4 separate regions of the Homo sapiens genome follow, and regions 1, 2 and 3 are each linked to region 4. Evidence: chromatin contacts called from ENCODE Hi-C or POLR2A ChIA-PET data. All regions are on one chromosome and are shown on one strand. The core of a region is the stretch at or near the end of the contact, and the rest is flanking DNA. Distances in the headings are between cores, read along the strand shown.

Region 1 (6,579 bases), core at 3,835-6,334, 670 kb before region 4:
ATATAAAGTAAAAAGTGAGTCTTCCCAAAGGCCCTACTTTTTTTTCTATCCCGATCCCATTTGCTGGATGCACTGGTGTTAAAAAGCCAGACGTAGACAGAGGTTCATAAACCCAAAAGGATTTAGGAGCAGGGGTCAGGTACCTGAAAGAAAAGGCCAGGTGGGCACTGGGGCACCACTGAGAGTTTTTGTCTTAGGTCAGTTCCAGCTTTTCGGGTTCCTAAGGGGTTAATCATCCAGGGTGAGCAGACATTCTAATTTTTTCAATAGAAGCCTGAAATTCAGGGTTTTATGTAAAATCTCTCAATTTGTAAATGCTGGCAACTATTCATCACCATAAGAAGTACTGTATGGGCCACATAACACAGTTGCTGGCTACATTTGGCCCAGGGGCCACCAGTTTGCACCCTCTGGTGGTAATCCTTCCAGACATTTCCTTCTGTCTAAAAACACGAGTTGCTGGGTGTAACATCTTATTTTTTTCAAAAATAGAATGATAACATTGTTCTACCACTTGCTTCTTTTTTCATTTAACATCCAGGGCATCTTTCCCTGTCACGCACATTTTTGACCTCTTACTGCAGAGCATGCTATGGTATGGAAGGAAATTAACTCATTTAGCCACCTGCCCTGTGGACATTTAGCAAATACGAAAGATACACTTGAAATGTCACTTCTCATTGTCCATTCCTCTTACCTCTGCCAATGTTGATAACTCATGATGAAAGTGCACCTGTGTGTGGATATTAACATATCATACAGCCACAATTACTGAAACCACAGCGACTAAGGATTTTTTATGTTTTAATATGAGCACTTACCATGTATTTTCCCACGTGATCCTCACAACAGTCCCAAAGTAGGCCTTATTATTATCTTTCTTTTTGCAGATTTAAAAAAACTGAGACTCAAAAAGGTGGTGTACGCCTACCCATGGCACGTGGCCTAGAGGTGGTGAGGTTGGTCAGGAGTGGGGCCTAGCAAGCTTACTTCAGAGCTCCTGCTACAAGCATACAGCCCTCAGAAGACACAGCGAGAAACCTGCTCTGGGATATTCAAGAATCTGACATATTAGAGCACAAACCACTAGAGAAGGATCGCTAACAATGGGACAATTCACTTGCCTCTTGGAATGAAAAGCCTCATTTTAAAGCCCTTCTTCATACTCATCCAACATAAATTCTACATAGATTGGAGAGAAATGTTAAAAGGGGGAAAAAAACCTACAAAATTCTGGGGGCATAGGTTTTCAGGGTATGGTATTTTTCTTTCAGTATATAGAGTTGAATCATATATTTATACACAGGAAACTACCTATAGGGTGCCTACGATGCAAAGATGAACCCTGTTTTCCCACAGCTGGTTAAATAACCAAACTGGTAACAACCCCTCTTGTTGGGCTCTAAAGAGATTAGCACCAAAACTGGGACCTAACTAAGGTGTCACCAAAAGTGTCATGGTATCACTAGAACCAGAACCATGTTTCCTGTGTTCTTGTTCGATATATCTGAGGGTATTTTCTGTTGAGAAGTTCCAAGCAATTTCCTTACCAAAGATATTATAAGGAACATACTCGTCAGGGTTGTGAGAATTTCATTTACATAAAATAAAATATTTAGATTTTAGCAGAATTACTTCTTCATTAAAAGTTGGCAAGCAACGATGATTCTTTCCATTTGAACTTTATCCTGGTTCCTTAATGTCTTTCTTATTTGTACTTAACAAGCCAGAAATGTCACAAAATCTTACAGTTGGAAAGGGAATTTCAAGGTCTTTAAACATACCCCATTTGATACTTCAAATTTTAAAATTCCACAAACTGAATTTAAAAATAGGTAGTAAAAAAATCTCATGGCCAAGGCCGGGCACGATGGCTCATGCCTGTAATCCCAGCACTTTGGGAGGCCGAGGCGGGCAGATCACGAGGTCAGGAGATCAAGATCATCCTGGCTAACGTGGTGAAACCCTGTCTCTACTAAAAATACAAAAAAAAATTAGCCAGGCGTGGTGGCGGGCACCTGTAGTCCCAGCTACTCAGGAGGCTGAGGCAGGAGAATGATGTGAACCTGGGAGGCGGAGCTTGCAGTGAGCCGAGATTGCACCACTGCACTCCAGCCTGGGTGACAGAGCGAGACTCCATCTCAAAAAAAAAAAAAAAAAAAAAAACTCATGGGCCAGTGCAGTGGCTCACACCTGTAATCCCAGTGGTTAGGGAGGCAGAGACATGAGGATGGCTTGAGCCCGGGAGTTCAAGACCTGCCTGGACAACATGGTGAGACCCTATTCTCCATAAAAAGAAAAAAAAAAAGACCAAAAAAAAAAAGGTTGGAAAAAATCTCAAATGGGATGGTAGCCGTGACCAAATTAAAATAATATATTGCACACTGGCTTACCCAAGGTTCCAACATCATAAGATTATTAGTTCTCAGATCTTAGGTTTCTAAGACTGTTGTCAAATTTAGGTAAGACTAAGGAAAAACAAAAATTCAAAAACAAATTCAGGTAACACTAAGGAAAAACAAAATTTGGGTGTTACTAGGTTATCAGGGAGGCATAAAGCACAGCAAGCCAGTGAGAAATAAAAAGAATATCAAATTAGAGCCTGAGAGTTGCTCACAGTCATGCACTTTTATTGAATGTCTTTATCTACTCCTCAAAGCTGGAAGGGTGGTTAATCCAAGTAAAACCTGAACAATTCCTCTGCCTGCTTCACCATGAACTCTAGACAAATGGAGCAGCGGTGTCCAGACACTTTCCCAGGCCAAGGCCTATTGGACTCAAGGTGGTTCAACTCAAGAGACTGTGAACATTTGAAAATGTTGATGCTCTTGGAGAGCCCTGCTTAGTATCCCAGCTCAACAAGATTATAAAATGATGAGAAGAATGTGGGAGCAGACCTGGCTGCTCAAGGTCAAGAATGAATAAATAGAAAAGTCTTCATCTATGGTTTCAACACAGGAACTAAAAATAAATGATGCTGGAACATGGAAGTCTCAACGATTGCTAGTCATGGCTAATCTTGAGTGCTTATCTTACTGGTTTTGTTACAAGCAATCGCCTGAGCTCTGTCTTTATTCTCTCTAAACAAATCTGAACTTTTATAACCAGATTCCTCACATTATTTTGGCAACTGATACATGGGCAGCTATTTTTAAAAGTGAATGCAAAAAAAAAAAAGGAAAGCTGATGTATGCTGTGAAGCAGCCACCGGCCTGGCCGCTGCGGTTCTGCCTCCTTGACTAACACAAGAAGCAAGGGCCACCTGAAGAATTTCTGCATGAAGCACACAGGGGCCGCTTGCAAATAAGCTCATCCAGTTTATTTCTTAGAAACATAAACACCCTGGGTGCAGCTTTTTCAAGAAACTGTCAAGTCTCCTTCCTTACACTGTCAGTTAAAAGTGAAACTCCTGTCTGTGGGTTACTGACCTCTGCACAATTTTTAGGAAGAAAAAAAAGTTTAAAAACTGATTAGCTGATATCTATCAGCCAAAGGGCTTCCTTACTTGGAAATGAGACTTACTATTTGGCATTGCACTGTCAAAGTTGGTTGGAAGTGGAAAATCTGAATATGGGGGTGGGAGGGAGGGGTATTTCTGACACTTACATGAATACTCAGGAGGATTTTTAAAAGTAATCTGCCTAGATCAAAAAACAATGCTTGACACACCGAATTTCCAAGTTAAAAATATATAACAAAAGCAAGAATCATTCTTATTAAAAAGTTTCTCACCATTATTTTGACTTCAGATAACTCTTTAGGGATAATTTCTGGGAAAAACCATCTGGCTGGAATAGTTAACAATAAATTAATATTTGGGCTCTGTGATTTTTGGCTCTGCCATTTACTAGTTGAATGACCTGGTAAGTCACTCTTAATTTCCTTGATCTTTAGTTTCCTTATCTGTAAAACAGGAATGACTCCTTTATCCCTAGCAGGTTGCAGGGAGGATGGTAGGATACTAACTGACATATGTATTTAAAAGCAGAACAGCCTGGGTGCAGTGGCTCACGCCTGTAATCCCAACACTTTGGGAAGCGTAGGCGGAAGGATCAGCTGAGGTCAGGAGTTCAAGACCAGCTTGGCCAAAATGGCAAAACCCCATCTCTACTAAATATATATATATATATATATATATATATATATATATATATATATATATATAAATTAGTTGGGCATGGTGGCGTGTGCCTATAATACCAGCTACTCGGGAAGCTGGGACAGGAGAATCACTTGAACCCAGGAGGCAGAGGTTGCAGTGAGCCAAGATCGTGCCACTCCAGCCTGGGCAACAGAGCAAGACTCCGTCTCAAAAAAAGAAGCAGAACAATGGATGATGGGAACTTTGGGCCATCATACTATTGTTTCTATTTTTGTATAGGTTTTAATTTTTCCATAATAAAATATTTTTTAAAAGACAAAGGCACAGTAATAATTTATTTTTTTTCAAACAGAAGAGGAAATTTTTTGGTGTAACGATGGAAACTGGTTCAAATTTTCCTCCTAGCAAATTGAAAAGCAGTACCAAATCTGAAATCCAGAGTTTGATTTTTCTATCCTGATTTGACTGTCAACTGGGCATCTAAGAAAAAGGTAATAGAAACTAGCAGTTTCCCATTTCCCTTCTTCCTTCCAATAGAGAAAAAAAATGAGAGCATAGTTAAAACTTAAGTCATATTTATTTTTTTAATCTTACAATGCTGACTTCCCTGAAATCCCTGTATCCATCTAGAAAGTTCAAGACTTTTATGAAAATACCCCCAAGAAACCAAGAGATTTAAAAGCATGTGTGTCCCATGACTCAGAGTGTTCATTCTGCCTAAACACCAGTGAAAGTGGTTTTTTGTTTTGTTATGTTTTGGGTGTGTTCATGTGTACATGAAGAATTGGTATTGCCACTTTTTCTCCCTTAATTCAGAATCAGAAAGGAATCACCAAAACACTGGAAAATAGCAAACCAAATGAGACAGGTGGAAAGGGCTTCCAACTCTCACCCAAGGTAACTGGTCCTGGTTGGAAGCTCAGCACCTCCTCCCAGTTAGGGCTCTGCCCTGGAGGCTGTCCCTTTAAGTCAGACTTCCTGGTAAGGCTGAGAGATTTCCGCATGCAGCTTCCTGGAGACCGTATAAGATAAACAATAAACTTTGCAACAAAATCATGGACAATAAGCCCCACGTGGCTGTAACAAGAAGCAATTATAAGCATTGACAATGGCTAGGGCATTTCCAACAGGAATGCAAGTCTGTGATAAACAGGGGAGAAACATGCTACCCCACACCTGCACAAACTAAATGATGTGTAAAAAATAGTTCCTAGCCTCTCATCACATTGAGAACTAGTTGCTTCCAAATTCAGCACTCTTTTTAAAAAAATCATTGTCTAAGAGGAAAGCAGTCAGGCCTTTCTTAAAGCACCACTGCCTATTAGATGAAAGCTGCTGAGGCCCAGCGACACTACGTGTTCCTTACTCCATGAGTCTCTGTGTTACAGGAAAGGGGTCCTGATCCAGACCCCAAGATAGGGTTCTGGGATCTCATGCAAGAAAGAATTCAGGGCAAGTCCAGAGAGTAAAGTGAAAGCAAGTTTATTAGGAAAGTAAAGGAATAAAAGAATGGCTACTCCATAGACGGTTGCCCATTTTTACAGTTATTTCTTGATTATATGTTAAACAAGAGGTGGATGATTCATGCCTCCCCTTTATAGAACATATAGGGTAACTTCCTGACGTTGCCAAGGCGTTTGTAAACTGTCATGGCACTGGTGGGAGTGTAGCAGTGAGAATGACCAGAGGTCACTCTCGTTGCCATCTTGGTTTTGGTGGGATTTAGCCAGATTCTTTACTGCAACCTGTTTTATCAGCAAGGTCTTTATGACCTGTATCTTGTGCTGACCTCCTATCTCATCTTGTGACTTAGAATGCCTTAACTGTCTGGGAATGCAGCCCAGTAGGTCTCAGCCTCATGCTACCCAGCTCCTATTCAAGATGGAGTTGCTCTTGTTCACATGCCTCTGACATAAGGGTCACCCTTTGAGTCTCCTGCAGCTGAACCCCCTACCTGGCTAGCTTTGGGGAATTCCCCAACTCAGGAACCAGAGCCCACATTCTACCAGAGGAGATGAGAGTGCCATACACTTGCTTCCCAGCCTCCCTTGCAGCCACAGCATGAGAACATGAGCAGGCTCAGCCAATCATGTGCTGGGATGCAAAGCGGCAGGGCCGCTGCAGACCCCATTCTGCGAGGGTGGTGGCAGCTTGCAGAGGCAGAGTAAGGGTAGACTGGGTAGCCACAGCCTACAACCAGCATTGGTGGTGCAAGCCATGGCGTCTACACCTACCCAGCAGTGGTAGCAATAGTGTCTTTACAATAACTGTTTGGTGGTATAATTTGGAGTTGTCCCTGTTTCCCTGGTCCTTCCGAAATTCTCTGAGCTACCCTAGACACTGTAATAAATTCATTTTCTGCTTAACTCAGCTGTGTCATCACTCAAGTTCAGCTCACAGGAGGCTTCCCTGACCAGGCTGTCTATAGGACCATGCCTTATACCCCACCATCGTTATTCTCTATCATGATACCCTAC
Region 2 (7,299 bases), core at 2,006-4,505, 740 kb after region 4:
CATACAGAAGAAATCATCATGATCCTGCTTCTTAGAGGCCCACCGTTCATATTTATTTATTTATTTTTGAGACGGAGTCTCGCTCTGTCACTGAGGCTGGAGTGCAGTGATACGATATCGGCTCACTGCAACCTCCACCTCTTGGGTTTAAATGATTCTCCTGCTTCAACTTCCCGAGTAGCTGGGATTACAGGTGTGTGCCACCATGTTCTGGCTAATTTTTCTCTAAAAGTAGAGACAGGTTTTCACCATGTTGTCCAGGCTGGTCTCAGACTTCTGACCTCAAGTGATGTGCCCGCCTCGGCCTCTCAAAGTGCTGGGATTACAGGTGTGAGCCTCTGTACTCAGCCCATATTTTGATATATTTTCTTCTGGTGTTTGTCCTGTAGATATGTTGGGATTATACGGATGCTAAATTGCTTTTTTCATTTACTATTATATCAAGAGCATTTCTCAAGATCATAAAATATTTTTTAATCATGTGACTTTTTATTTATTTATTTGTTTGTTTGTTTGTTGAGACAGGGTTTTGCTCTGTTGCCCAGGCTGGAATGCGGTGATGCAATCTTGGCTCACTGCAGCCTCCACCTTCCGGGTTCAAGTGATCCTCCCACCTCAGCCTCCTGAGTGCCTGGGACTATAGGCATGCACCACTTACCCTGGCCTGATTTTTAACATTGCAAAAAATTCATGATTGTACCAAGATTTGTCCAAAACCCAACTGTTAGTCATTTATCCTTGCATGCTATTTTTTTTTTTTTACTGATCTCTGATTATTTTCTTAGGATACCCTCCTAGACGCAGAATTACTTGGTCATAGGATAAGAACATTTTCAAAGCCCTTAATACATATTTGTTTTAGCTCCTAGTACTAGGTCTATTACATAGTAGGTACTTAGCAAATAATTGTTGAATGAATGTACGAATGCCCTCCAGAAAGGTGGCGCCAATTTATACTCCCACCTGCAGTAAGAGAAAAGAGCCTTGTCTTGGTCAGTCCACATCACAATAGGAGTAATGATTATAGCTGGATTTTGGTTTCTGTGACTCTGGCAGAGAAATAATCTATTTGCCTTAAAACAAAGAAATGAAAGTAAAAAGTTGAATCCTCCCTAAATGACATATGGTTTTGCTTTAATAGACTGCTGCTTTTAAACACACTGGCACAAAAGTGGAATGGAGGGAGAGTTCTGATTATTTTAGGGCTGAATCATGAAGGTCCAGGATTCCTTCTTCACATCTCGCTCTATTAGATCTTGGCCCCTGGGACCAATCTCATGGCTACTTGACTCAACGGGGCTGCCCACCAATCCCAATAAGCTTGAGATCTGGAGAAGGGACCCTTTATGTATGATGTGGGCCTTTCCTGTGATGTCAAATTTTGGTGGTGGTGGTGGGATTACCAAGGAACTTTGTTCCCTTATCTGAAGTGTAGAAATTTAGTGGAGGCAAATTTAAGAGTTAGGAACCTTCCATTCTGTCAACTGTAGGGGAAGGAGGAAACTAATATTGACTTTGTTTTGTTTTTTTTTTGTTTTTCCGGAGACGGTCTTGCTCTGTTACCCAGGCTGGAGTGAAGTGGCATGATCATGGCTCACTGCGGCTTCAACCTCCTGTGCTCAAAAAACTCTCCCACCTCAGCCTCCTGAGTAGTTGGGACCACAGGTGTGAGCCATCATGCCCAGGTATTTTTAAAATTTTTTTGTAGAGACGGGGTCTCACCATATTGCCCAGGCTAAACTCCTGGACTCAAGCCATCCACTCTCCTCAGCCTCCCAAAGTGCTGGAATTACAAAGGTGAGCCATCATGCCTGACCACGGTTTGAGGTGTTTTTGTTTGTCTGTTTTTTTGTTTGTTTTTTGAGACAGAGTCTCACTCTGTCACCCAGGCTGGAGTGTAGTGGTATGATCTTGGCTCACTGCAACCTCCCCCTCCCGGGTTCAAGCAATTCTCCTGCCTCAGCCTCCAGAGTAGCTGGGTCTACAGGCACGTGCCACCATGCCCAGCTAATTTTTATATTTTTAGTAGAGGGGGTTTTGCCATGTTGGCCAGGCTGGTCTCAAATTCCTGACCTCAGGTGATCCACCCACCTTGGCTTCCCAAAGTGCTGGGATTACAAGCGTGAGCGATCATGCCTGACCACCGTTTGAGTTTTTACTATGTGCCAAGCCCCTTCCCAGTCTACTGCATTCCTTGTATTAACCTTTTCATACAAATAATATTATCTCCACTTTGCAAATTGGGGAGTTGGGACTCAGAGAGGTTGGGTAACTTATTGAAGATCACACAGCTGGTAAATGCCAGAGCCATGGAGATGATGGTCCTCCAATTCTAAATTTAACTCTTCACTATCCTGGAATGCTGCCCTAGGAGAGGGCAGTGTGGGTGAAATTTCTAGGTGTATATGGAGATGGGGGGGATGAGGTGGTGCCAGGATTATGGCTTTGGGTTCAGGCAGACTGTGGGCAGATTTAGGGCTGAGAAGTTGATCCCAAGGTTCTCTGGCTTGGCTCTTGGTTTGAAGTTCTTCTAGTCCATATGGTGGGATCAAAAACTCCCAAGTCTAAGGGATGTGGTTGAGCCCGCAGTGGGGGCCAAGAGTAGAGGCTAGGGGTCTCTGGACCATTTTATAGGGTCTCCAGTTCTTAGAGCTTGGGTCTGAGGGTTCTGGGGCCCAAGACCTCCAATTATGGGGTCCAGCTCTTAGGTGTTCAGGCCTGAGGAGCCACGTTCAAGAGTCCCTGTGAAGTTTCAATAGGAAGGGCTTGTTTCAGAAAGTCTCTGGGTTTGCAGGGCTCAGACTGGGGGTCCCATCCTAAAGGCCCTTTTTCTGAGTTTTAGGGTCCTTGGGCCTGGGGGATGAGAGAGATCCAGTTCTGAGGGTTTCAAGAGGTACGGTCCCCGAAAAGCCCAGTTCTGAGAGGCCTGGTTTGGAAATCTCGCCCTGAAGATTCCTGGATCCCAGGGCTCAGGACCAGGCGTCTCTGGATCTGAGGATCCTGGTAGTGATGGCTTAGGGTGGTGTTCCCTGGTCCGAAGCCCGGAGCTAAGGGCACCGGGTCTGCGGTGCGGCTGCGAGGAGCAGGGAAGCGCAGGCCCATGGCAGCCGCGAGGCGGAGGAGCGGGCCAGCGGGCGGCAGTGCTGGCGGCCCCCACACGTTCTGCGCTGGGTCGGCGCTAGGACTCCGGGGCGGCGGCCGTGGGAAGGGCGGCGCTAGGACCCCGCGGGCCCGGCGGCGCGTGGGGCGGCGCGTGTTGACAGCGGCGGCGGTGGAACCGGGCGGGCGGCGGGAGTCGGCGCCTCGGGTTCCTACCTCGCGTCCCTAGGCGGCGGCGGCCGGGCGTCCCGGGATGGCCTTCATGGAGAAGCCGCCAGCCGGCAAGGTGCTGCTGGACGACACGGTGCCGCTGACAGCAGCCATCGAGGCGAGCCAGAGCCTGCAGTCCCACACGGTGCGCGGCCCAGCGGGCGGGCGGGCGGCGTGGGGCGGCCCCGGGCCGCGAGGGGGCTGCGGGCTGCCTGGCGCGGGCCGGGCAGGGTCGTCGGACGGAGACCGGGCCACAGGGTGGGCGGCCCTGGCCGAGAAGGCTGTGGCGCGCCGCTGGGTCTGGGTCAGGGCCCCTGGGGCCCAGGCGAACGCTGAGGCCCGGAGGGGCCAAGGATGGGGACCGCAGCTCCCGGCGCCGCGGGGTGGAAGGAGCTCGGCGGCGACCAGGAAAGCGACTCCGAGTTGGGGGGCGGGGGCGGGGGCTGCGGGATTCCCGGGCTCACCTTGGACTAGGGGAGCAGGAACGAGACCGCTCAGGACCATCCACTTCTGCCCGCCGCCAGCCTTTTCCTTTTTGAGGCCGTGTAATTTCCTCCTTGCAGCTGAGGGTCTGGGTGATGGGGATGAGGGTGTGCCGGGCCAAATGAAGTGTGACTCCAGAGCCTACTTGTTGGGACAGCAGAGTGTAAGTGGCTGGGGTCTGCAGCCCCGTTTCCAGGTCAGCCGCTTGGCCCTGGTCCCGGGAAGTGGTGGGGGCGGCAGTCGGGGCGCTGTTAAGCAGGTGTATGAATGTGCTTCTCTAACTTGCTCTTTAGTGGGCAGTGGTAGCATTCATTTGAGTTTAAAATCCACTCGAGTAGCATAAAGGAGTAATAGGTCCTCATAGTAAACATTGGCAGGGTTCATTTCTGCTACATATACGGTCTTTTATGGGGCTTTAAAACCGTGGTTGTTTTCATTTGCTTGTACCTTTTTTTTTTTTTGAAAGGCCCACTATGCATTATAATTTCCAAGCAATAAATCTAGGAACCAGCAAGAAACCTGGAGCTATCAGCTAGTGGGACTTTTTTGGAAAAGTAATGAGTGAGGAGAGAGATTCCTTCAATTGTGATGTTTTGTCAGTCCACCGAATCAGATTCAGACTCAGAGGCTTGTTTGTTTACCATTGCAGTGTGTTTGGGGGGTCATCATCTGGAGGCTAAAGCTCACAATAGCCTTCTGTTTCTCTTTTCGTTCAAGCTCTTCTGATGACTTCAAAGAGACCTTTTATTCTGTTGTATTAAAGTGAGACTTTTTTGAACCTCAGTTTCCTCTTCTGACAGCCGTGCTTTGTAGGGCTTGAATTGTTCAAAGCATTCACTTCCAGTTAAGAAAATTATTATCTTTTTAAAAAGGGCTATTTATTTCACGCTGTGTGTCTTTAATCCTATTCTGTAGACATGTGAGAAGGCACATACAGGACAGAATTTGTTAAACTTGCTATCATTTGTGCCTAAAGGGAGTATGGCATAAGGGTTGAAATTTAGGATAGGGAGTCAAGAGTAATTCAGCTATTAAATTTGATTTTTGACTTGACTATTGGCAAGTAAGTCTTATAACCTTTCAGGGAATAGTGTCGAGTCCTTTAGGTTTATTTTGTATTGAAAATAAAGAGATAGATGTTTCTAAATACTCACAAATTACTTTCCCTAGGAAGCATTCATGATTTCTACAGCCCCAGCCCATGTGCCTACCCACACCTTAATCTTGATTAGTTTGTCCTGTAATTACTTCTTTACTTTTTGTCTCCACCAGGCTACAAGAGGAGGGGCACTTCTTCCTCACTTTTGAGTCTCATTCCCTGGTTTTTGATAGGATTTCAAATGTGTTTATCAAATGACTAAATAATCCAACTTCAACCTTACTATGCCTCTTTTTCTGTTTATGTAAAATGGTAATTGTAAACATTGAAAAAATAACTTAGAGATCAGTGCTTTAGCTAGGTGGCGAAAGATGTAATAGGATTCTGTTTTTATTGTAAGGGTGTGTGTGTGTGTGTGTGTGTGTGTGTGTCTGTGTGTGTGTGTGTGTGTGTGTGTGTAGAGACAGCGTCTCACCATGTTGTCCAGGCTGGTGTGTGTGTGTGTGTGTGTGTGTGTGTGTGTGTGTGTGTGGAGACAGCGTCTCACCATGTTGTCCAGGCTGGTCTGGAACGCCTGGGCTCAGGCCGTTCTCCTGCCTCAGCCCCACAAAGTGCTGGTATACAGATGTGAGCCACCACACCTGGCCCTGCAGATCTTTTCTTTAAAAAATAAAATAATTTAGGGTAGAAAATGGCAGTTCTTGTAGGGATGACTGACCACAAAAGACAGTGACTCACAGGAGACCCATAGAGGCAGATGTGGTAGAGTAAAAAACTGTAGCATTGTCTTGCGTAATTTTTTGACTGTTCTGTGTTCTTGTCATTTTAGCTGTAAAGTTTGACTGAGAAATGTTGCATCAGCCCTGAAGTTTATTGAGAAAATCTTACGCTGATGCAAACTTTTTGGACTGTTAGTGTCTTATGAGTAAGTCTTTTTTAAAACAGGAACTGTTGGAAATTATTTTGGAAAGAAGTAGTTGTTAAGAGGGGTATGTAGAAGAGAAAGGCACTGTTTTTTCTTGGGGAGATTGAAGTTGGCTTTCCAGCTTGGTAGCTGAAGGGAGATGGTGTTCCAGAAGTCAGAGCTCTACTCTCGCTTTGAAATGCTGAATCTCTAGGAAGTTACTCCTTGGCTGTAGACAGAAACATACGGAGTTAGAGACAGACTTGGGGTTGGAAGAGGCAAGACCTTAATACAGGTCTGAGCTGATACTTGCTAGTCATGTGATATAGGCTGGGCAAGTCACTTAAACCTTTTTGAAGTTTAGTTTTGTCATCTGTAAATGGGAGTAATAAATGCCTGCCCTGCCTGCCTCCCAAGGTTGTTAGGAAGATCAAATGAAATCATCTTGATGAAGTATTTGTAAAATGTATTCCTTCCTCCCTCCATCTCTTCACTCCCTGACAACATTTGTGCAAAGCGTTAAACACATTAGAGGGCGTTATTGCAAGCAAGCTCATTTCTGTCCATAGTTCCTTTCATTTATCAAGTTTGTTTAACCTTGGGAAACATATATATATATATATATATATATATATATATATTTTTTTTTTTTTTTTTTAATACCAATGGGGTTCTTGCTGTGTTGCCCAGGCTGGTCTTGAACTCCTGACCTCAAGTGATCCTCCCACCTCAGCCTCCCAAAGTGCTGGGATTATAGGTGTGAACCACTGCACCCAGCTGGGAAACCACCTATAACAGAAATGATTTAGGATTTGTGAACTTGGTAGGGAAAAATTCTGTGGTTTGGAAAACTGAGTCACCAGAAGGATGAAGGGAACACAAGGTCACCACCAGAAAGGCATATTTGGATGAGCAACTGGCAGAAAGGACATGTGTTGGTAGGTGATTCTGTGCTTTGCTGATGCTGATGCATCATTTTTATGGAGCAAAATGAATTTAGCATTAAGAGCTAGACCAGCCCTCTGCTGCAAGGAAATGAAGCTTCTATAAAATCAGAAAGGCTAGTATTTAGGGGGAGGATGCTTTCAGGTTAGGTTTGGAGGAAGAAGGAAGATTTTCCAGACAAAAGGAATTCTGGTGAAAAGCCACACAGGTGAGTTGTGAGAAAATTTAGGAGGACCAAGAGAGGACAAGGGAAAGGTAAGTTCTTGGCTATATAAAAGGGAAAACTTTTTAAAGTTAGTAGACTAAAAAAATGCTTACATAGCTGAAATAGAAACCAGAGGAAACAAAGTTTTGGAAAGCGCTGTTATCAAATGTGCACATCCAATTTTTGCTGGTGGGTAGGCTGTGTGTGATAGCTTTTCATCTCAGTTTTCTCCTTTTTTTGGGGGGTGGGGGACAGAGTCTCGCTCTGTCACCAGACTAGAGTGCAGGTCGCAATCTCAGCTCACTGCAACCTCCACCTCCCAGGTTCAAGCGATTCTTCTGCCTCAGCCTCCCA
Region 3 (6,653 bases), core at 318-2,817, 870 kb before region 4:
GGTGCTTTAAGTATAGAAAGAATGATAGAAAAACTTATAGTAGAAAAAAAAACTGATGGCAACCCTCTCCTCAAATTAATAGAAGGATCTGAAGACAAAGGTGAGGAAATCTCCTTGAGAGTTGAACAAAATATAAATAAATAAAAAGTAAGAATAAAGAGATTAAGACTATTTGAAAATCAATCCAGAAGTTAAGGCATAAAATCCAGAAGGTTCATCTCTCTTTCTGGAATTCCTGAAAGAGAAAATAGAAAATTGTGGGAATGAAAATATGTAAGAAAAAAAAATACAAGAAAAAATTCCAAATTATCTGGATTGAAAAGTCTCTCCAGGTATATAGTACAACGAATGAAAAAGACCCAGGCCAAGGCCACACTTTTGAGAAATTTCACATGTACGGTTTATTTTTTTTTATTTTTTGAGACAGAGTCTCACTGTGTTACCCAGGCTGGAATGCAGTGGTGCAATCTGTGCTCACTGCAACCTCCACCTCCCAAGTTCAAGTGATTCTCGTGCCTCAGCCTCCTGAGTATCTGGGATTACAGGCGCCTGCCACCATGCCCAGCTAATTTTTCATATTTTTAATAGAGACGGGGTTTCACCATGTTGGCCAGACTGATCTTCAACTCCTGGTCTCAAGTGATCTGCCCTCTTCGGCCTCCCAAAGTGCTGGGATTACAGGCATAAGGCACCATGCCTGGGCAACATGTACAAATTTAAAAGTGATTATTAAATAACAATGAAAACTACTAGCTCTTAGTATCTTTTTAAAAAGTGATTTCACATACAGTCTCACATTTAAATGGGCTTGAAGGGTCCAGTGTCCCTGGCAACAGAGAATAAAACACTTGTAGGATGTCATTTTCAAACCTTTCACAGATGAGAGAGCACAGTTCATTAATACCTAGGTATGTTTGCATGTGGACAAGCTTTGGAATGCATGTCCAGTTTCCTAGGCTAAGTGATTAGCTCTTAAAGATACAGTGCATGACTTCTAATTCCTTGCTATTCCCTCACGTCAACTGAAAACTGCTTTGACTAGGTAGGTCTGTGCAGCTGACTGATATATGAACCAAGCCTGGAGAAAGGAGATATGATGTCATGAGCATTTTTTTTTCCAACTTGTTTCCCTCAATACCCTTCAGGTACAGTGAATACGGTCACCTTTTCTCACTGTGTGCTCATGCGGACAAGGTTTTAAATTTTGATGATTGTCAGATTTTTACTGGTAGGTTTGGGCTTGGGTAACCCTCTTCCCTTCCAATAGTGTAGTTCTAGAATTCTGTCAATAAACAAGCTAGTGTGAATTAATTGAATCAGCTGCATCAATAAGGGGGGGTATTCAGTGTCTTCTCTCCTCAATGCCAAGGGGAACCAGGTGAGTGAAACTGATTGGCCAGACAGTTTCTTTGCCAAATCTTTGAGAGTCCTCAGGCTTTGGGAGAATTAGTAAAAAACGGACATGGACAGAATGTAAATGGAAAGTTGAACAGGCTCTTCACCAAGATGGTGGGTTGCAGTTTCCTGCAGCCACACAGTCTTTGTTGAAACAGGGCTGTGGTTATGAAGAGTTGTGCATTCTTAGCTGCCGCAGACTGTGCTGGGAATGGAAACTAAAGCAGTCAGTGGCGGTGACCACAACCCAGAAGCTGAAACCATGCTCTAATTTTACAGAAAATTGCTAGTTCTGGCTCTGTTCATTGCTTATGAGTTTTCATTTAGACTGCAAGGATTACATCTAGTTGTATGTGAAATAACATCTTGAAAATTGACTGAAGAAAAACCATTTAGCCCTCACTCATTTGTACTAACCCACAAAATGTCAGTACAAACATCTTCTAATATACTGTAAGATACATCCTTTAGCATTGACAGTCAGTACAATTATAGGAGTGAAAAACAGAGGGAATAGCCAAAGCAGCAGTGAGAAAAGAGGACGGACAAAAAAGATGAGGAGGAGGAGGAAGAAAAAAATTAGGAGAAGCGACTTTGCATTTGGGAAAAAATTTGGACTTATATTTATTTATGTGAATATCTTGCCAAATTTGGGAATTAACAGTATGTTAAAGAAAATGGTGAGAGCTGGCCGGGCGTGGTGGCTCAGGCCTGTAATCCCAGCACTTTGGGAGGCCGAGGCAGGCAGATCACAAGGTCAGGAGATCGAGACCATCCTGGCTAACACGGTGAAACCCCGTCTCTACTAAAAATACAAAAAATTAGCCGGGCGTGGCAGCGTGCGCCTGTAGTCCCAGCTACCTGGGAGGCTGAGGCAGAAGGATGGCATGAACCCAGGAGGTGGAGCTTGCAGTGAGCTGAGATCGCACCACTGCACTCCAGCCTGGGTGACAGAGCGAGACTGTCTCAAAAAAAAAAAAAAAAAAAAAAGAAAAAGAAAAAAAAGAAAATGGTGAGAGCTTATTGTAAAGATAAGACTAACTACCAGCCTTATTGGGCCAATGTGCTATTGAGAATTGGCTACTAACAGCTTAAAAATGTTTAGCCTTTTCATCTAAAAAACCTCACTCATTGTGGGACAGAGTACTAATCTTTTTTTTCTTTTTTGAGATAGGTTCTCACTCTGTCACCCAGGCTGGAGTGCAATGGTGTGATCACAGCTCACTGCAACCTCTGCCTCCTAGGCTCAAGGGATCCTCCCGACTCAGCCTCCTGAGTAGCTGGGACTATAGGCACATGCCATCAAGCCTGGCTAATTTTTGTGCTTTTGTAGAGATGAGGTTTTGCCATGTTGCCTAGGCTGGTCTTGAACTCCTGGGCTCAAGTAATTCACCTGCCTTGGCCTCCCAAACTGCTAGGATTAGAGGTATAGCCACTGTGCTCAGACTAGAAAGAGTACTAATCATTTTAATTAAAGTAGACTGAAATTCCAGTAAGAATTTCAAAGTGAAATTTGCCTTCTTTTATTTAGCCTCAAGTTCCTCAACAGTTACCTATATTAGCAGTGAGATTCAACATTTCTTTTCTATAACAACTATGACTTACCACTTGACTTTATACATAGTATGGATTCCAGATAGAGTTATTAAAAGTGAACACATAAATAAGTGAATGAATAGAGAATGCTTGAGAAAACAGATTTTAGAATTATGAGTTCTTGGACAGACTCAGAGGCTTACGCCTGTAATCCCAACACTTTAGGAGGTTGTGGCAGAAGGATCACTTGAGGCCAGGAGTTCAGGACCAGCCTAGGCAGCATAGTGAAACTTCAATCTTTACAAAAAATTTAAAAATTAGCCAGATGTGGTGGTGTGTACCTGTAATCCCAGTTACTTGGGAGGCTGAGGCAGGAGGATTGCATAAGCCCAGGAATTTGAGGCTGCAGTGAGCTATGATCACACCACCACACTCCAGCCTGGGTGACAGAGTGAGATCCTGTTTCAAAAGAAAGAAAGAAAAAAAAAATGAGTTCTGTGAAAGTTTTGATAGATCAAATAAAAGCATTTGTATCAATCTGCATCCTATTTTAAAGTTTGTATTCAGGAACCACAAACAAAAATTTCAGAAAGAACCTCCCCAGGAACACAGCTGAAACCTGTATTTTGTTTGTAGGACAAACACTGTACACATGGAGGATGACTTAATAATGTAATTTATTTGAAATACTTCCAGAAAAGTTTAAGGCCATTATACAAAAACATTCATTTCATCAAAACATTCATTGACCACCTTCCCATAGGCCAACACTTGACAAACCTCTTTTCCCAACACACTGGCTGATGGCTTCTAAAAGTGGCTGATGGCGCCTACAAAGAATCATTCATTCTTTTCTTCACCAATAAAGGCTGTTCTTGGCTTTCCTCTGCTTCTGTCTGCAGCAGGTTCACTTGCTGTATCAATAACGACTTGAGAAAGCAGTTTTAAATAAACTTGTAATAGAAAAAATTCATCATGTTTAAGACCTATAAATACAGAAATATGTTTTACAGGGTAAAATTGATCACAATATCCTTGTTTTCAAAAAATAATAAAGTATATACCTTGTTTTTATATTGATATATCTTGTCACACAGCTTGAATGCACATGATATATGTACATAATAAAATGACATCAATGCATTTACTGCTTTCTTTTCTGTAAACTTGAAAGACAGATTAAAAAAAACTTTTTGGCAATAATTTAGAATAATTACCACTAGTGCTGGTGTGGGTATAATTTTGCACAGGTCATCCTTAATATTTACACTTGCAGGGAGCTCTTCTAGGTACTTAGCTGTTTTTAAGGTCTGCACTTTACCCTGCACTGTAAATCAAGGCTGGACAAAGAGGTTACTAATCTGGCTAGCTGATTCTAATTAATCAGAGTTAATGAAATTGGCCTCTGGAGAACATAATTACAATTCTGATTATAGCACAGAACCAGAGATGGCAAATTGACGACCCAAAAGCAGAGCAGGAAAGCCCAAAGCTCTGGCCTTTCTCAGAAGGCACTGGACCATGCTTTTCTCTCAATGGCTCCCACAGAAGGTTCTGACGAAGTGCTTTTCATTCCAAATTCTTCCTCTCCTGTGTTTCTATAAACAGTGTCATCGATAGAGTCATGGTCTCTCTTCCTTGTTGCTTCATTCATTCTCTAAAATAATGAGTAGGCCTAGGCAGATGAAACACAATGAATACAGGGCCTTCTTGTTATCCTGGCAGGCCTTCCTAAGCCCTTTGGGTTCTATTCTGATGTTTTAGGCTAGCAACCAACTATGAGAGACACCTCCTGGTGCCATGTGCATTTCAGTTAAAGATTCAGAGCTGGCAGCCGCTTCTGTCCTGGCCCTTTTAAGGTCAGCCTCTATTTTATGTCCTAATACATTCTTGCATCAAACTTGCACTGGATGAAGTTGCAAAGTTCAGACAATGCATCCTCCTTTGCAAAATTAAGCCTTCAGAATCCCCAGGGATGTTTTCAAGCTTTCTAGTTGAGTAAGATCAAACCAAGTTCACTTCATGAGTTGGTCTTTCCTGATTCTCTCTCTAATACCATCCCAATACACAGATGAGTTCCTCATGCCCTATTTACAAGGCCGTCTAAATTCCGTGCCTTTAGCTACCACATCTAAGAGCTGGGAAAGTGGTACAGAAGCACAAGAGGAAGGACTCTTCAAACAATCTATGTAAAACAGTAGTTTTGAGATTCTTTTTCTATTTTTTTAAAATCCAGCAGGACAACTGAAAGTAACTTGTTTGAGTACCTCTCCATCCATCCAGACACTTGGGAAATACAACACAGGGTAATAGTTGCCACAGATTCCAGCTTACACAGACAGATTGGCAGTTACAGTACTAGGGACAAAGGTACAGATACGAGAGACTGGGCCAACATGTATACTTTCACAAAAGTATGAAAAAGTGCTTCTCCAAACCGTTCCATCTGTGGAATGCAAATACTGTACAGGTAAGATGCAGGCCTGCTTCCCGAAGTGCACATGCTTCTGTCAGACGTTACTTTCACCGTGCCTGCTGTTTCCACAGGAAGAGTCTGTCTGTTCCATGCGCTCACAGTCGAGGCTGACCTCACTCGTGTCCATACTACAGTCTGACTCACTGTCCGATTGGTCCATCTGCTCAAGTTTTGTTTCTCCCTGTAGCTCTCTGCTCCCGGTGGTGGGATTTAGGAACGATCCCTCGGAGTCAAGCACCCCAGCTTGCCCGGCAGCACACAAAACTGTTTCTTTGGCTTGACGAATACAGTTAAGCCACTGCTGTTTGTTGAAAGTGTCATTGGCTTGTAGCGAGTGGGTCTGACTTTGGGATCCATTTTTGAAACTGACTCTGAAGAAGTTTTTAACTAGAAAGGAAAAACACATGAAAAACAAAGTCAATGGACAGATCCTTCCTCAGGCCAAAGAGAACACACGTAGTGACACTAAACCCCAGAATCCATGGCAGGTATTGCTGATAACAAAACGTTTCCCACTGATCTGGGGCATGGCTCAGCTCCACCCTGCAGCCACCATCAGGGAGATGGGATTGACACAGGTCTAGCGTTCAGCTGCCCTCGTCGCTCTCAGAAACCCGCAGGTGGAGATCATCTTGGAACCACAAAGTCAAGTGATTTAGGGGAGCCCAGAGTACTGGTGACCCAATCTGGCTGCATAACAAAATCCCTTGGGGTGAGAGCTTGTTAAAAAGACAGATGCGCTCAGAGGCTGAAGTGGGAGCACTGCTTGAGTCTAGGATTTTGAGATCAGCCTGAGCAATATAGTGACGCCTTTTCTCAAAAAATAAAAATAAATCAATAAAAATAAATCCCCAGGCCCTTTTTTAGAGATTCTGATTCAGAAGATCTAAAAGTCGTTTCATAATCTGTAATTTCAACAAGTACACCAAGCTGGAGCTTTTTTCAGTTTAAGAGGCTCTTTTTAACATTAAAACATGCCCATGTTTCTCCATATGAGAGTATCTATACACTTAGTATCCAATGATGGAGAAGATATATGTAGACAAATTTGGTTTCATTGTCAAACGAAATTACATTTTAATTACCTCAACAGGAGCCATCTGCATTTAAAAAAAAATGGTAGTCCACAATATGGAAGACATTTTATTTAATCTTTTTTTTTTTTTTTTTTTGAGACAGAGTCTTGCTCTGGAGTGCAGTGACACAATCTCCGCTCACTGCAACCTCTGCCTCCTGGGTTCAAGCA
Region 4 (7,013 bases), core at 4,372-6,871:
CCAAAGTGCTGGGATTACAGGCGTGAGCCACCGCGCCCGGCCATTATGAATGAACTTTGACAACATCATGCCAAGTGAAAAAAGCCAGACAAAGAGGCCATAAATCATGATTCCATTAAATGAAGTGTCCGGAATAGATTAACCCATAGAAACAGAAAACAGATTACGGGCTGGGAAGAAAGGGGAATGGGAATTATTACTAATGGGTATCAGGTTTCTTTGAGGGATGATGAAAAATTCTGGAATTAGACAATGGTGATGGTTACACAACTTTGAATACATATACTAAAACCCACGGAACTGTACACTTTAACAGGGTAAACTTTATGGTCTATGTATTATATCTTGATTTTTTTATTAAAAAATTTTCTAAAAAGCCAAAACCAAAAAACCTAGTTCTGATGCCAGAGACCTCAAATACTATTTACATGCTGCCATCCTGCCTTTAGGTTTTTCTGGTGGACATACTGTATCTTAATATTTTGGCCAGGCACGGTGACTCATGCCTGTAATCGCAGCACTTTGGGAGAATGAGGCAGGTGGATCACCTGAGGTCAGGAGTTTGAGACCAGCTTGACCAATATGGTGAAACCCTCTCTACTACAAATATGAAAATTAGCCGGGCATGGTGGGAGGGGGCCTGTAATCCCAGCTACTGGAGAGACTGAGGCAGAAGGATTGCTTGAACCCAGGAGGCGGAGGTTGCAGTGACCTGAGATTGCACCACTGTACTCGAGCCTGGGTGACACAGTGAGACTCCATCTCAAATATTTTTTATCAAATTCATCAGATGCTTGACCAACCAAACTGAAACTCAGGCCACCAGTTATACGGAAAAATGTGAACTTAGGTTCTGCTTCTACACACGGATGAGAAACATCTACATTTTTATCAGTTAATTAGCAGCAAATTATCAAAGTTTCCGACAGCCTATTGCACTACTATAATAATGCAAAAGGGTGCATCTAAGGATGGCTGTACCTATCAGCCAGTGGCATGAAACAGGATTTTTGCCTTTTCTGTTTCCTATATTCACATAATCAGAAGAGCCTGTTTTTTTAAAGGCTGGCAGTTATATGTTCAACCAATAACCTGAGAAAATGCTTGTAATAAGCTAAATCAAAAAGAGAGGACACAAAACTAAACATCACAACTACAATTTTAGAGGAACAAAAACTTCCTCTTAAAAGGCTGAGCGTGTACCAGGTGTGGTGGCTTACACCTGTCATCCTAGCACTTTGGGAGGTCGAGGCAGGAGGACCTCTTGAGCCCAGGAGTTTGAGATCAGCTGGGCAACAGAGCAAGACCCCCATTCTCTACAAAATAATTTAAAAATTAGCCGGGCATAGTGGCGCCTGTAGTCCTAGCTACTCCAGAGCCTAAGGCAGGAGGGATTGCTTGAATCCAGGAGTTCAAGGCTACAGTGAGCTATGATCATGCCACCTGTATGTGCCCCAGAGTATGGGTGACAGAGCAAAACCCTGTCTCAAAAAATAAAAATAAAAATAAGGCTGAGAGTAAATATGACAGAATAGTGGAATTACAGATAGGTAATTATCACTTTATTCTTTTACCTGTTTTCTAAATGTAACAGAAGGAACACATACTACTTTTAGAATCAAGAGGAAAAACATAAAAAAATTACATAAATAGATGGATTTACAAAATATGCTAAGAAACAAATATAAAACACCACTCTTTAGCTTGGTAATATTTTTTAAAGTGACAAATATAGGATCCTTTCTCCTGAACATCTCTAGACCCCCAAAACCACAGTCACATTCAAGACAATACAGAACTACACTGGCATACTACACTACACTGATATCAGCAAACTTTTTAAAAGTAACACTTTTTCAGCTTTTCAACAGGCAAGAACTGGAAAGTTCAAAGTAAAGAGATCAGAATTAGTAATTCCTCTGCAGAACACATTAGTATTTTTGGATATATACATAATTTAAGGATTCACTTAACAACATTACATCTTATCATGGATCAAGATACAGAAACCAGACTTAAAATAGGACAATGCAGCCAGGCTCAGTGGCTCGCCCTGTAACCCTAGCACTTTTCGAGGCCGAGGTGGGCGGGATCGCTTCAGCCCAAGAACAGGCAAGATAGTGAGACCTTCTTGCTACAAAAAATGTCAAAAATTAGCCAGGCAGGTCTAATGGCATGTCCTTGTTGTCTCAGCTACTCAAAAGGAAAAAAAACATAATTATTTAAAAAATATATACAAAATACAGAAGCTGGCTGGGTGTGATGGCTCATGCTTGTAATCCTAGCACTTTGGGAGGCCAAGGCAGGTGGATCACCTGAGGTCAGGAGTTCGAGACTAGCCTGGCCAACATGGTGAAACCCCGTCTCTACTAAAAATACAAACATTAGCTGGGCTTGGTGGCGGGCGCTTGTAATCCCAGCTACTGAGGAGGCAGAGGTTGCAGTGAGCCTAGATCATGCCATTGCACTCTGGCCTGGGAGACAAGAGTGAAACTCCATCTCAAAAAAAATAAACAAAATAAAATACAGACGCTATTGCTTTATTTTTATTTTTTTCAAATAGATACGGGGTCTTGCTATGTTGACCAGGCTGGCCTCAATGTGATCCTCCCAACCTGGCCTCCCAAAGTGCTGGGATAATAGGCGTGAGCCACCACACCTGGCCAGAAGCTATTGCTTCCTAACTCGAGCAGTATGGGCAATATCATCACTTGCATAACTTACCCTTATAACTAGTACATAATTTCTGTCAATCAATAGTTCAGATGATGTTAAATTTGATACACTGTGTTGGTTTTTTAATTACAGTTAACTACAAGCTAACTTCCAATATCTTTTAAAGTTACTTGAACTTTTGAAGAACAGCAGGTGTACGAATTAAATTTAAAACTTCTCCATAGTAGTTTGGCAAACCTGACACATCAGCTAACTGCTATCTCCTTTATACTTTAAAATGGTAAAGTCTGAATAAAACACTGACTCAGGAGGGCATGAATCTTATCTAAGCTTTATAAAGAAAAACGAAGCACACTAATGTAAAACATTAATAATTCCAACAGTTGAATGGGGCAGACACTTTAAAAGTGATCTATTATTTTTGCTGTCAGTCACTCATAAAGCCAGACAGAAAAATGTAAGAATTATCAAACTTCCAAACCACCTTTTTCCCTGTTCATGCACATATCTCCCTCGTACGTTGATACTTCCTTTGATGAGTTACCATAAATGTCGATCTTGTGACTGAAGTGTTTTTTAGTCAAGGAAAACTGATTATCCCAAAATTAAAGTGCAAAACGATAGCATGCCTGAGTAATAAAACATTAAAAACAAGTAACTCCTAAATCCTCCACACAAATGCAGAAACTTAAATATTTTTTCTCTCCCATTTTCTTCGAATCATTTTTTGGGGTGGAGGGAAATGCCTCCCAATATAGTAAATATATGAAAATGCTGGTAGCATACTTCTATATTCCTTGCCCCTCTGATACTTTCATCAATCACAAAAGACTAAGGAATTGAAAAATAGCAATTCATTTACAATAAATCTTAAGTAAAAAGACCAATATACTATGTGTTCTGGAACATAACCATATATTGTTAAATCTCTTTAACGAACAGACTGGAAATTCATTTATCACAGTCCGAAGTCCTCCCATTAACTTCCGATCCTTTTTCAGACTGCCAACTTTCAGCCACTGAAAACTTAAATATGCTTGCCCTCCTAAAATAATTCTGTCCTCTTGACAAAGGAAATCTAAGAAACTTTGAAAGAAAAAATACTTTATGAATGACTCATAAACAATTGATTCACAAAGTGTAAGTACGCTAAGAGGAAAATAAACATGAGCCAATGTATATACTGTTACTCTTTATATACCTTGAAATATTACAGAAGCTTGTGTTTGCAAGTTTTGATGGTAGTACAGCTCTAAAATAAAACCTCCGGCCGGGCGCGGTGGCTCACGCCTGTAATCCCAGCACTCTGGGAAGCCTGGGTGGGTGGATCACCTGAGGTGAGGAGTTCGAGACCAGACTGGCCAACGTGGTGAAACCCCCGTCTCTACTAATAATACAAAAAATTAGCCAGGCGTGGTGTTGCATGCCTGTAATCCCAGCTACTCGGGAGGCTGAGGCAGGAGAATCTCTTGAACCCGGGAGGTGGAGGTTGCAGTGAGCCGAGATTGCGCCACTGCACTCCAGCCTGGGTGACAAGAGCAAAACTCCGTCTGCAAAAAAAAAAAAGGAAGAGAAAAATAAAACCTCCTCCGGTAGAAAACAAGCTAATGAACCAACAAGTTTCAACGTTCAAAGTTAGAGGGGCTTCTTTCAGCGTTATTCTAGTCCATGGAGCTCAGCTGTGATGTAGACTGCTTACAGTAACCGGGAGCGGTTGCTTACTTCAGCCAACTGACAGCCCTTCTCCCTCAGCTGAGCAAAAACACGCCCCCTAAAAAGTAGTTTTTAAAAAGTCAACTTTCTAAAAAGAAATTTTAAAAAAATTGTAGTTACTATTTAACAAGACTACCATAAAATTCAGCGTCATGATGTTCAGTTACTTGAAAATTTATCAGGTATTTTTTAAAAATTCGTTTCTAAAATTTTTTTGCATTAGACCTTAGACCGCCTAAAAATAAGCTTAAAAACCTAGGAGAATAAACCAAACACATTTAAAGTTTTTGAAAATAGTCAAAGAAATAGAAGATAAGCTCAGTTTTCGGAGAATGAGATTAACAAGGAGCGAAAAACTTGAAACGGAATCCAGCGCAAGGCCAAGTTTAGCAAAGTGAGCGCTGAAGGACTCCAGACTCTTCGGAAACCTTGGGTGCTCCCTGGCCACCGCAACTTCCTGCCCCGGGCGGCTCCAGGCTCCGGGTGGCCGCTGGCTTACATACCAATGGAGTATGCAGGGACTGTACACGAAACGCAGAAGGGGAGGGAAAAGGCTGGAGTTGCTCTGCCTCCCTCCTGACCGCTGTCCACACCCGGGCAAGAAGGTATGCAGATCGCACCCCCAGAAAGGGCCTCGCCAAGTGTTTGCTTCCCAGAGTTGGCTTTCCCCACATCTCTGCCCAATGTTGTCCAGCTTTCAATAAGATCAAGGAGAAAAAGCCGAGTCCAGAAAGAAATCTTGCCCGAAGCCCTGTCCCTGTCTCGTCTGGCGACAGATCGGGGGCGGGGGGGATCGCTCACCCTCCGCTCCATTGTTCCCCCTTAAGAATTCCTTCCGACCCCCGACCCGGCGCCCCTCCCCCACCACAGCGGGCGGAGGAAAAAAACAGGCCCAGAGGCCACCCCAATTGTGGAGACCCTGCCTTTCCCAGGTCCCGCCTGACTCGCAGCCCCTCACTCACCCATCAAAATGCGCATCTGCTTCTTGCCAAATAGTCGGGAGAAGAGGGAGGAGATAGTGAGGCCCATGGCGGTAGTGGCACTTGTGATGGGCAGAAGCAGAAGGGGTTTGGGGCGACCCCGTGCTTTCTCCTTTCAAGCTCCCAGGCAAACTAAACGAGAGGGAAGAGAAAGAGCGGAGGAAGAAAGAGGGAGGCAGAAACGTCTCAGTGGCCCCTGTGCCGATGAAGATCCGGCACAGGAATAAGCCGGTAGAGGACCTGCTAGGCGACTGGCGCGGCAGCTCCGGCTCTAGCCTTTAGGCTCTGGCTGTGCCACGTCACGCGGCGGCCGCGGCGACTCCAGCAGCGGCCCGGCCCCTCCAACGCGGACAGAATCGCGTCACCGCCGCCCCATCCCCCTGCGCTTCCGGTGCGCCCGAGCCACTGCGCTTGCGCCTGCAGGGGATTGGCCAGTTTCGCTGACGAGCATCTCTCGACGGCGCCACCGCCCGGACGTGGCCCCAGGAGCCGGGAGAGGCCGGCTGAGGCACATGCGTACTGGGAGACGGACAAAGTCCCACAATACCTCGCTTCGTCACTGCCAAATCAGACTCAGGGTGAGACGCTTCCGCCCGGATGAAGGTATTGTCGGGGTGATAGTCCTTGCTTCCGGAAAGGCGAGCTGAGCATTATGGGTTAGGTGAGGAACCTCGCCCTCTTCTATTACGGTACGCGCGATGGGTATTCCCTGATGCCATGAACTTACACGTTTCACACACGGGACCAGACGCTTGCTTTAGTTGACGCATGAAGACCGGTCCGGTCTTTTGCGGAGAAAAGTGGTTAAAAGCTGACTTGTGGGCCGAGAAACTGTGGCACCCTAATGAGCTAGGGCTAGACGCTTCGACCACCACGCCAAGTGATTCTGAAGATCTCTAATTCTGTCAAGGCGAGAGCGCTCCAACACGTGTTCATCGGCTGTTGCTTTTTAAAGAGAAGGCAAGGAGGAAGTCTTGCTTTTCTTGTACTTTTTTTCCTAGAAGCAGCATTAAAGATTTACTCCTTATGTTGAGGAAGCGGAAAGCCTCTTCACTTTAAAAGTGTTTATGATCGGGCCTGGCGCGGTGACTCACCGCGCCCGGCCTGCTACACCTTTTAAAATTCACAGCAATGATAAATGTATTAGACTCATTGCCAGGATAAAGATTTAATCTATTTTTCTAGTAGTGCCGTCCTATGTGGTTCTGTAGTTGCTTATTCCAACTGGTATATTTCCATAGGATGGGGTTGAATAAGAAAAACTTGCAAACTTTCAGAAACAGTAAGTTATTTTTATATTTTTGAAGGCTTGCTGAGTAACGCTTCTCTTGGTAGCACTACCTTATCTACCCTTCAGAGACTGTTATTTCTTAGGAGTGGCCCTGGGCAATTAAAAGCAAAAACTTCTGGCCGGGCATAGTGGCTCATGCCTGTAATCCCAGCACTTTGGGAGGCCGAGGCGGGCAGATTACGAGGTCAGGAGATCGAGACCATCCTGGCTAACACGGTGAAACCCAGTCTCTACTAAAAATAGAATAAATTAACCGGGCGTGGTGGCGGGTGCCTATACTCCCAGCTACTCCGGAGGCTGAGGCAGAAGAATGGCGTGAACCCGGGAGGCGGAGGTTGCAGTGAGCGGAGATC

What was found. Hi-C counts contacts between places; a loop is a spot of excess contacts on that map. ChIA-PET counts read pairs that join two places held with the same protein, here RNA polymerase II (POLR2A). Pooled maps may share reads with other maps.
Region 1: a pooled map shows a loop between it and region 4 (4-fold over the local background). The contact joins the enhancer-like site here to the promoter of ARF4 in region 4. A Hi-C loop is called at or near these places in 1 of 168 maps with a recorded cell type or tissue (naive thymus-derived CD4-positive, alpha-beta T cell), 3 of 37 single-sample maps with no recorded cell type and 13 of 50 pooled maps. POLR2A ChIA-PET finds 5 or more read pairs at or near these places in 1 of 52 experiments (activated B cell).
Region 2: a loop to region 4 is called in a pooled map, with 5 times the contacts of the local background. The contact joins the promoter of PXK here to the promoter of ARF4 in region 4. A Hi-C loop is called at or near these places in 1 of 37 single-sample maps with no recorded cell type and 7 of 50 pooled maps. POLR2A ChIA-PET finds 5 or more read pairs at or near these places in 1 of 52 experiments (AG04449).
Region 3: a loop to region 4 is called in a pooled map, with 7 times the contacts of the local background. The contact joins the enhancer-like site here to the promoter of ARF4 in region 4. A Hi-C loop is called at or near these places in 2 of 50 pooled maps. POLR2A ChIA-PET finds 5 or more read pairs at or near these places in 3 of 52 experiments (H1, T-cell and naive thymus-derived CD8-positive, alpha-beta T cell).

Annotation. Positions count from the first base shown.
Region 1 is chr3:56,918,912-56,925,490 of GRCh38, forward strand. It overlaps a transcript of ARHGEF3 not described here. Among named protein-coding and RNA genes, the nearest start is that of ARHGEF3-AS1, 18 kb to the right of the region's middle. Within about 2 kb of position 5,085, at least 24 of the 41 ENCODE cell types and tissues checked have a DNase peak (open chromatin) inside an H3K27ac peak, as active enhancers do.
Region 2 is chr3:58,329,637-58,336,935 of GRCh38, forward strand. PXK (PX domain containing serine/threonine kinase like) reads left to right here and starts at 3,256. Exons shown (of 18, transcript NM_017771.5): 1 at 3,256-3,454. The coding sequence starts at 3,353. RefSeq lists silencers at 3,030-3,559, 3,806-4,100.
Region 3 is chr3:56,723,829-56,730,481 of GRCh38, forward strand. It overlaps ARHGEF3 (Rho guanine nucleotide exchange factor 3), which reads right to left. Exons shown (of 10, transcript NM_019555.3): 10 at 3,592-5,794. The coding sequence ends at 5,442. Among named protein-coding and RNA genes, the nearest start is that of TASOR, 44 kb to the left of the region's middle. Within about 2 kb of position 1,568, at least 6 of the 41 ENCODE cell types and tissues checked have a DNase peak (open chromatin) inside an H3K27ac peak, as active enhancers do.
Region 4 is chr3:57,591,723-57,598,735 of GRCh38, forward strand. ARF4 (ARF GTPase 4) reads right to left here and starts at 5,622. Exons shown (of 6, transcript NM_001660.4): 1 at 5,352-5,622. The coding sequence starts at 5,418. ARF4-AS1 (ARF4 antisense RNA 1) reads left to right here and starts at 6,067. Exons shown (of 2, transcript NR_132370.1): 1 at 6,067-6,329. It also overlaps a transcript of PDE12 not described here. RefSeq lists enhancers at 5,026-5,075, 5,096-5,245, 5,159-6,358, 5,234-5,939, 5,276-5,325 and 4 more.